Linked DNA regions of Homo sapiens: region 2 is linked to region 1. The links are chromatin contacts, found by Hi-C or POLR2A ChIA-PET in ENCODE. All regions are on one chromosome and are shown on one strand. The core of a region is the stretch at or near the end of the contact, and the rest is flanking DNA. Distances in the headings are between cores, read along the strand shown.

Region 1 (4,226 bases), core at 109-2,608:
CCTCTTTATTGGCCACGCCCCCCAGCCTCCACGCCTTAGATCGCGCAGCACCCTGGACCACGCCTTTTTCAAGTCTAGCTTTCTATGGGCGGCCCCGCCTCTCCCGTTCGGCCCCGCCCACCTGTCTGCAGTACTCCAGCACGCGCTGCGGGTCCCGGAGACAGCGTCGAGAGCGCTGTGGGTCTGGTTCCCAGCGGCCGGTGCGCAGGTCCCGGTGAAGGGTTAGGCGCCCGCATAGTCCAGCCACCTGGGCCGACCCCGGGGCCTGGATGGAAGTGGAAAGGACAGTGAGGGCTCGGGGGGCGTTGGCATGAGGGTCCCCTGGTTCTTTGCTCCCTAGGACCGAGACCCCCAGCACCAGCCCCCTCCCCCAAGCACCGCACACCGCCTCCATGGAGGCACCGTTCCCTGGGAAACAGCTCCCGTAGGGCGGGGGCGCCCCAGCGCTCCCGTTGCTATGGCGACCTGGGTCCCCCGGGATTCTTTCTGCCTTGTTGCCGCGGAGACAGACTCCGCCCCCACCCCAGCGCAGCCGCTCTGGAGCCCGAAGGGGTTAAACCTGAATCGCGGAGGAGGAGGCCAGAACCCAGGAGTTCTGGCCCCTCCTCCCTCCATCCCTTGCTCAGGCTCCCGTTGCAGGATGCAAAGCTGACAAGGCCTGGCTTCAGGGGCCTACAGTCCTGGACACCAGGTCCTTGAGGACTGGAGAGCTACATCTGGTTGGGGTGGGTGGTGACTGAAGGACTGGACTCCTGGGTCCTGGGAGGCTGCAAGGGCCTCCATATGGGTCCAGAGAATACAAGGGGTCTGGATTATTGGATCTAAATGCCTCGCTGCTTGGTGGGTCCTATGTCCAGGCGGGAGGGGGTTGGGGCCGAGTCACCTGGGTCTGGAGAGGGGGCTGGACTTCTGGGACCAGGGGCTCTGAATAGACCAGTTCCTATGCTCGAGATGGGAGGGGGCTGGGACGTCGCATGATGGGGGAGCTGGGGCCTGGAACCCTGGGTTCATAAATGTGATTGGGGGCGCCTGGGGGCTGACCACCTGGCTGGAAAGACCGCGCTTTCTGCCCTGGACATGTCCGCGCCGGCGTCCAGAGACCCGGTCCCGCCCCTTCCCCCATCCCCCAGGACCCGGCCCGGCCTCACCTCGGCCGCGCCGGGGCTCCCACCGGCCAGGCTCCCGATGGCGGGCTGCGCGCGCAGAAGCAGCAGCAATAGTGGCAGCAGCAGCGGCAGCGGCGGCTGGCCCGGGCGGCGACTTAGACCGCGAGCAGCGGGGCTGGCGGGCCCCATGTCCCGGCCCTTGCGCCCTCACGTCCCCTGCACTCCCGCCCGGCCCGGCCCCAGCGGTGACAGGAGCTCCCAGCGCCACCGCCGCCACCTCCTCCTCCCGCCGCCCCCGGGCTGCGCCGGCGCCGCCAGCCCCGCCCCGCGCCGGCCCCGCCTTCCTGGTCAGGACAATAGCGTGGCGGCTTCGCGCAGAGTGGAGCAGCTCGGGAACCCCGGGCGGGAGCCTGCGCCAGGCCCCCGCCCCTCGAGATTCCAGGCGTCCCGCCCCATGAAGGGCCCAGCCAGGAGTCCGGCTATGGGCTCCGCCCGTTGTGGATTTTGAGTCCTCCCGCAGGACTCTCACCCTCTTTAGACCCAGACACTCACAGTTTTGTCCTTTTCCAAGGATGCAAGCATCAGAGACCCCCATCCCCTAGTACATTCCTCTGTTGAGGGCTCAGGAATACAGGCCTCCAAAATGTCCCCAGTCAAGAAGGCAGCAGTTGAGACCTAGTCCCTTCCTCTTTCAGATCCAGAAGTCTGGGCACCTTCTCTCTCAGGACCAGAGACCAAGCCCCCAGCCCATTCTCCTTCAGACCCAGGAGTTCACTCTTCTTGCTCTGCTTCCCAAGGGTCCCAGGGGCCTGGACCTTTAACTCCTAGCTCAAGGATCCATGAACCAAAGCCCCCAGGACCTTTCTTTAAGGATCATCCAAGCAGGCACCAGCACCATGCCCACTGTGGATGCAGCACCTCAGGATTAGGGTCTGGATCTCCACGCTTGCTGTAAGGACCAGGGGATTGCCATTTTCCTACCCATAGTCTCCCCTTCCCTGCTCCACTTCAGGGCTCACTTGTTTGTCTCCTCTAATGAGAGTTAGAATTCAGTCTTCCCCAGGACCCCTGGGGCAGCCCTGTCACTTGTGTGCAACTGTGTGGACATCTATGCGTGTGTCTGTGCATACATGCCTATGTGTGTGTCTTTTCTGTTTGCAACTCATGTGTGTGTGTGCGTGTGTGTGTGTGTGTGTGTGTGTGTGAAGATGTATATTAAAAGAGCCCATGGCTGGGCACAGTGGCTCATGCCTGTAATCCCAGCACATTGGGAGGCCTAGGTGGGCGGATCACTTGAGGTCAGGAGTTTGAGACCAGCCTGGCCAACATGGTGAAACCCTGTCTACAAACAAATACAAAAATTAGCTGGGTGTGGTGGCATGCACCTGTAGTCCCAGCTACTTGGGAGGCTGAGGTGGAAGGATGGCTTGAGCCCAGGATGCAGAGGTAGCAGTGGGCTGAGATCATGCCACTGCACTCCAATGTGGGCCATAGAGCCAGATCTTGTCTCAAGAAAAAAAAAAAAAGAGCCTAGAGTGCTTTGCAGGTAGCAAGAGGCTGAGAGGTGGCTCACAGTTTTACTCCTACAGCCACCTCATAGGCTAGGGTAGAGGAGGGACCTTGGGACAGGTCTAAGGGACCCCTTCCTTGGTGGAGAGTGATAATGCCAGTAGACTCCCTAAGACACACTTGCCTCTTTGACTTTTTTTTATTATTAAACATAAATATTTTTATCCCAATATTTTGCCCCAACAGTGGTAATTCTCACTGTATCCCCACTCCTTGGGTCCAAGTCTTTCTGAGTCTTTAAGGAAAGTAAAATCAAGATGGTGGCCATCTTGGGTTCCTAGGGAGTATATGGCCATCTTGGCTGCATTTCCATTGGCCGAGCAAAGTTCCCCTCAGGGAGAGCCAGGGTGGGGCCTGGTATGCTCTTCATCTTCATCTATCCTATGCTACCTTTCCTCTCAATGCAGATGGTCATCTTGAAATATCTTCTTTCAGTGGCTAGAAACAACTTCCATCCCGGCCCCAAACTCCCAACACCCACTGCCCTGTCCCCATCTCTCCTCAAAGGGCCTACCTGCCATCTTGAATCTCTTTTACACCGGGGAATAGGTGGGCATATTGGGTGGCCATGTTGCTCCCACTTGGGGCATCTCCTTTGGCTGAGCTGACTGTATACAAATGCTCCTGACAAATGTAATGATCTTTCCCTCCCCTTGTGTTCAGTTTTGGAGGAGTAAGGTCGCCAACTTGTCCTGGCTCCTCAGAAATCAGAACAATCCATTATGGCAAGTTGGAGATCCCAGGACTCTTCCATTGGAAAGATGTCACACGTGAGTCTGGAGACGCGGGTGGCTAGGTGTGGGGAAGGCAGCATATGGGAAGGGGGGAGTCCCGGGGGCCAGATCTGGGGGCCCAAAGGATGTGGGTTTGATGTAGCTGGTGAAAGCTCGAGGGTGGGGTGTGGTGAGATAGCCTGCCCTGGCTCTGTAAAGTCTGCAGGGGGGGACCATGCCCAGGTGTGGGTTGAAGTCATAGAAGGTAGGGGTCCCTGGGGGCCCAAGGGGGGAGGGTGGTGGCAGGAAGAGACCTCCTCCAGGGGCTTCGCCAAGGCTCAGGCTCACACTGACTCCTCGGACCTTGTAGTAACCGTTGGTTGGGTCCTGAGGGGACAAATGGGACTCAGTAAAGTCTGTGAGCGTGCAGGGGGGATGAGGGTCACTGATGGAGAGACACACTGAAATAGACCAGACCTTGAGAGAGACAAAAAGAGACAGGAGTGGGCAGAGACACAGAGACACACATGGACTGGGAGAGAGAGAAAGTGAGACAGAGGAACAGTGATAAGAGGCAAATGGATAGGACATAGGCAGAGAAAGGTAGAGACGGAGGGATATAGGCCTGCTGAGGGGTGTCGGTGTGGAAGGTGCAGAGGGAACAGGAGAGAGACACTCACCTGCCCAACAGCCTCTAGGCTTTGATTCAGTGTCACACCCTGTGTTGCTGCTACAAGGCATGTCACTAGGATAGAACTGGACCCTGTCCTCACAGAATCCCACACCAAAGGAAAAATGACAGATCATGAGACAGTACCCAGAGGGGTCAGGGCTGTGC
Region 2 (4,226 bases), core at 848-3,347, 150 kb before region 1:
GGCCTGATAGCAAACACTGGGGGAAAGGCTGGGGGTGATGGGTGCAGATGTCCCCGCTGCCTGCCTAAGGGCGTGACCCTGTCATCCTCCTTTCCAGGTTGCTGTTCTGCTGCTGGTTCCCCTGGATGCTGAGGGCGGAGATGCAGTCTTAGAGGCCCTGGACACCTGACAAAGAGACAGAGTCCCCACTAGCATCTCCTGACACCCGAGGAGCCCTGAGTCACCCTGAGATAGAGATTCCCAGTAACACATCCAGAGTAGAGACCCCTGTTAGCCAGCCCTCGATCATTGAGGCCCCATTATTAACAGATACTCCCATAATAACCCCCAAATACAGACCCCATGTCACCCAGAAAGAGATTCCCTGAGTAGCACCTTCAGGCTAGTCCCTATCCCCAACCCCTCAGAGCAGATTCCCAGATTAACAGATTTCCATATCACCCCAAATGATGGTGACCCTCTCCACATAATGCATTACAACAGAACATTCTTGAATCACCCAACCCTGGATCAGAAACCTCCCCATTAACAAACACTGCCCCTTAAGTCCTCTTGAAATAAACATAGGTCACACCCCCAAAGCAAAAGAGTAACAGACATTCATGTCATTGTTCCCCATTTAACATCAGTCCTCTCAAGATGTCGTGACCCCATGGTCACCCTGAAGCCCTTAGATTCCAACCCCTCAATCAGAGACTTCCTTCATTAACAAAGACCCTTGTTCTTATCCCTCAAGAAGAAACCCACCATAACCAGCCCACTGTCACCCCTAATTTACAGACACCAAAACAGTCCTGGAAGTGCTAATTACAGGACCCCCCAAGTCTTCCTACCCTCTGCACCCTCAAGAAACCCCCAGTGCCTTGTATGAAGCCCACCCCACATGGCCCACAGCTCCTGTGCTGGCCAGACTCCCAGAAAATTCTCTATTTTTTAAGTAACGACTTCCCCCTTTGGGGGACCCCAAAATTTGGAGGCCCCATTCTAGGACTCTGGGGATCCCAAACCCTAGAGTACACACGTCCCAAACTCCCCTGTGCCCTCAAGTCCTACAGCCCCTAGAAGACCCCAATGCCGTAACTCCTAGGACCCCCAAATCATGGAATCCCAAATCCCCAGGGAATCCCAAATTTGAAAATCCAATCCCAAGTCCCCAGGAAACCCAATCATGAGGTCCTTGTGCCTGGTATGGAGGAGACTGCAGTCAGGATATGCATTCCAGGCTCCCAGACACCTCAAGCCCTATTCACAGGCACCAGGAAACCCCACACAGGAATTCCCATCCCTGGAAACTGGAGAATTTCAATGCCCCGAGTCCATGGGTTTCAAGACACCAAATTCCAAGAGCCCCAGCCCTAAGGGAACCCCAAATCCTAAAGCCTCCATCTCTAATAAATGGAAGGCCCCAAGGCCCTGAGGGGATCTCAAATCCTGGAACCCCGATTTCAATCTACGTTCTAGTCACTGGCCTCAAAGGACCCCACAGCACCTGGGCCAGACCAACAGCTCGAGGGAGAACCTGAAGGCCCAGGGGGTCCAGGGCGGACCTGGGGCCCCGACCACCAAGGACAGCTCACGACTGCCCCTTCACTGCATGTCCCCAAACTCAGCATGACTCCTGTCCTCTTCAATAAAGACGTTTCTATGGCCTCTCTGTGTCGGGTCATTGGGGGTTTCCCTTGCTGGGAGAAGACGGGAAAGGAAGTGCTTCCTTCAGTCTCACCTCCCTGCGGCGTGGGCAGGTGATGGCGCTGGCCGCGGGAAGTCCTTCTAGCAGCCTCTCATGTCTTCCCGCGGCTGTCACGGCTGCCGCCCCCGTCCCACCCATCGGGGTCCACTCCGCCAATGGCCAGGTTCAGTTCCTAAGTTCTGAGTGGCCAGTGCCAGACGACGATGCCCCGCCCACGCCCTCCTGCCAATGGCTCAGAGGCCAGGAGGCGCGGCCTATCCTTAGGCGAGCATGAAGGGGGCGGGCGAATACTGAGTGAGAGCGCCGATTGGGTGGAAGGCGGGCCCTTGAAGCCTCTGGGAGCTCCCATTGGCCTGCGGACTCTGCGTCTGTAATGTGGGGCGGAAATGGCTGGGAGGGGGATGGGGATGTTGAATTTGGAAATTGGAGGGGACGCTGGTGGACGGTCAGTTTTGGGGAGTGCTGGGGGTAGAGATGGATGTCAATAGGGCTGAAAGTGGGGATCCGGGGGAGCCCAGAGTAGGAGTCCGAGGAGGCTCAGAGCTTGGAGTCCTAAAAGGCTCGGAGTCGGGGATCTGAATGGTTCAGGGAGGGAAGAAGATTTGGGAGTCAGCCTCAGAGCTAAAGATCTCAGGGTGCTGGAGTGAAGGGGCGCTCAGGAGGGGAAATCCGAGGGGCGTCCAAATGGGGGGATCCGAGGAGGCTGAGGGTGGACATGTCTGAGGAGGCTCAGATTGGGGTCACAGGAGTGCACAGAATGGGATTCGGTGGGGGGCGGGGGTCGCTGAGTGTTGATAGCCGGGCTCACAGTTGCAGGTCTGAAGCGGGGTCTCAAGGTGTTTAAAGGGGCTCTGGAGTGCAGCCCTGGGGGCTATGTGTAGAGCTTTTGAGAAAGGCTCCCTGTGTGTGGGGCCAGAGAATGTTCTCTGTGGGAGGATTGAGAAGGCATATGTGTAGTTGGATGGGCCCTTAGTGGACAGAGTAATGGGGGATTATTCTTGGGGCTCATTGTGTCCGGGCATGGAACGTAGGGGCTCTCTGTGTGGCTTGTAAGATGCTGAAGACTCAGATTTTAGAGACCAAGTGCGTTTCAGAAGAGGGCTGAGGTGAGGCCTGGCCTGTGATGGGGTGGAATGCTGCATCATGGTGTTAGGGCGGGAGGCCTAGTGACTTCAGTATGTCCTCCCCTCCCTACAGGATTGGGTGCAAGGAGTTGGTGTTGATGGAGGAGCAGGACGCCAGAGTCCCAGCCCTGGAACCGTTCAGAGTGGAGCAGGTTGTCAGAACTCAGGGTGCAGAGGGTGAAGGAGGCAGGCTGATTCCTGAGTTCTTGGGTTGGGACTGCCCCCTTCCACCAAATTCATTCTTACTGTCAGAGTCCATTCTGGAATGGCACTGGTCCCTTGACTTTAGACCCTGACCTGTCTGAGGACATCCTGAGCCTGTCTCCAGGCATAGGGGTTGCTCTGTGATGATATGTCCTCTGTGTGGGTTGAAGGGCCACACCTTCAGGGGGTCTTTCTATCCTAGGCACCACCTGTAATCTACTATGTCCCTGACTTCATCTCCAAAGAAGAGGAGGAGTATTTGCTTCGACAGGTGACCTCAGTGCCCTACTGGTCTGTTTTCCCACTCTTCCCATATTCCTCCCCAATGTCCATCCTCTGTATGAGAGCCCCCAAGGCTGCAGTGAAGACCCCGACAGAAGGAACAAGGAAGTTACAGAGCTCATACTCCCTCTACTGAGATAGCCCAATCCTGCTAGCTTAGAGAATAGGGGGTTATAAACATAGGCTGAGATAGCCCAGTTCAGATCATTGAGACTGGGGAGTAAAGAATTTTGTATTCAGATTTCTGTGCTGAGATAGCCCAGTAAACTCTTTCCTGTGCTAAAATAGCCCAGCATAGACCCAGAGCACAATAAGGTTACCAAATACAGACCATCTACGCTGAGATGGCCCAGTCTGCATTCTGTTCTTAAGGTTTGGGGAAAGAAGAATTTTCAAAGCTCAGAGTTCCTGCCCTTTGCAGCCCCAGTGCCTAAGTTACAGAGCACAGATCTTCCCTGTGTTGGAGTAACCCACTGATCTTGAGTCCAGGAAAAAATTAGCTACAGAACACAGACTTTTTTGCTGAGATAGCCCATTCCAGACCTTTGCGTTCTTGGCATTGAAAAATCTACATATTATAGAATTCCTGGGCTGAAATAGCCCAGTACAGCTCCATAACCATGAAGGGAATGAGTAGATTATCAACTAGAGCTAGACTTGTTGGACTGAGATAGCCCATTCTAGATCATTAGGATCTTGGCAGTGGAAGATTTTCAAAGTACTTTCTTTGCTGTGCTGAGATAGCCCAGCTTTGCATACTCCCTCCCCCAGGCAATAGGAACAAGTCGGTTGCAGAACTCAAACTGTCCTCAGAGAGCCCAGGAATCAGGAATTTTTGTTTGTTTGTTTTTTGAGACAATCTTGCTCTGTCGCCCAGGCTGGACTGCAGTGGCGTGATCTCGGTTCACTGTAGCCTCCGCCTCCTG

Evidence for each region. A loop is a pair of places that touch in the nucleus more often than their neighbours do. ChIA-PET counts read pairs that join two places held with the same protein, here RNA polymerase II (POLR2A). Pooled maps may share reads with other maps.
Region 2: a map of naive thymus-derived CD4-positive, alpha-beta T cell shows a loop between it and region 1 (4-fold over the local background). The contact joins the promoter of ALKBH6 here to the promoter of APLP1 in region 1. A Hi-C loop is called at or near these places in 2 of 168 maps with a recorded cell type or tissue (dorsolateral prefrontal cortex and naive thymus-derived CD4-positive, alpha-beta T cell) and 7 of 50 pooled maps. POLR2A ChIA-PET finds 5 or more read pairs at or near these places in 6 of 52 experiments (BJ, H1, HEK293 and 3 more).

The regions. Positions count from the first base shown.
Region 1 is chr19:35,865,706-35,869,931 of GRCh38, reverse strand. It overlaps APLP1 (amyloid beta precursor like protein 1), which reads right to left and starts at 1,358. Exons shown (of 17, transcript NM_001024807.3): 1 at 1,149-1,358; 2 at 122-265. The coding sequence starts at 1,295. It overlaps LOC107985317 (a long non-coding RNA gene), which reads left to right and starts at 575. Exons shown (of 4, transcript XR_001753932.2): 1 at 575-840; 2 at 1,802-2,057; 3 at 3,339-3,445. KIRREL2 (kirre like nephrin family adhesion molecule 2) reads right to left here. Exons shown (of 15, transcript NM_199180.4): 15 at 2,796-3,775. The coding sequence ends at 3,440. RefSeq lists silencers at 1,118-1,187, 1,278-1,537.
Region 2 is chr19:36,012,084-36,016,309 of GRCh38, reverse strand. It overlaps ALKBH6 (alkB homolog 6), which reads left to right and starts at 2,097. Exons shown (of 7, transcript NM_032878.5): 1 at 2,097-2,135; 2 at 2,888-2,966; 3 at 3,221-3,289. The coding sequence starts at 2,913. It overlaps CLIP3 (CAP-Gly domain containing linker protein 3), which reads left to right. Exons shown (of 14, transcript NM_015526.3): 14 at 98-1,650. The coding sequence ends at 152. LOC101927572 (a long non-coding RNA gene) reads right to left here and starts at 1,808. Exons shown (of 4, transcript NR_170988.1): 1 at 1,724-1,808. RefSeq lists an enhancer at 1,608-1,707.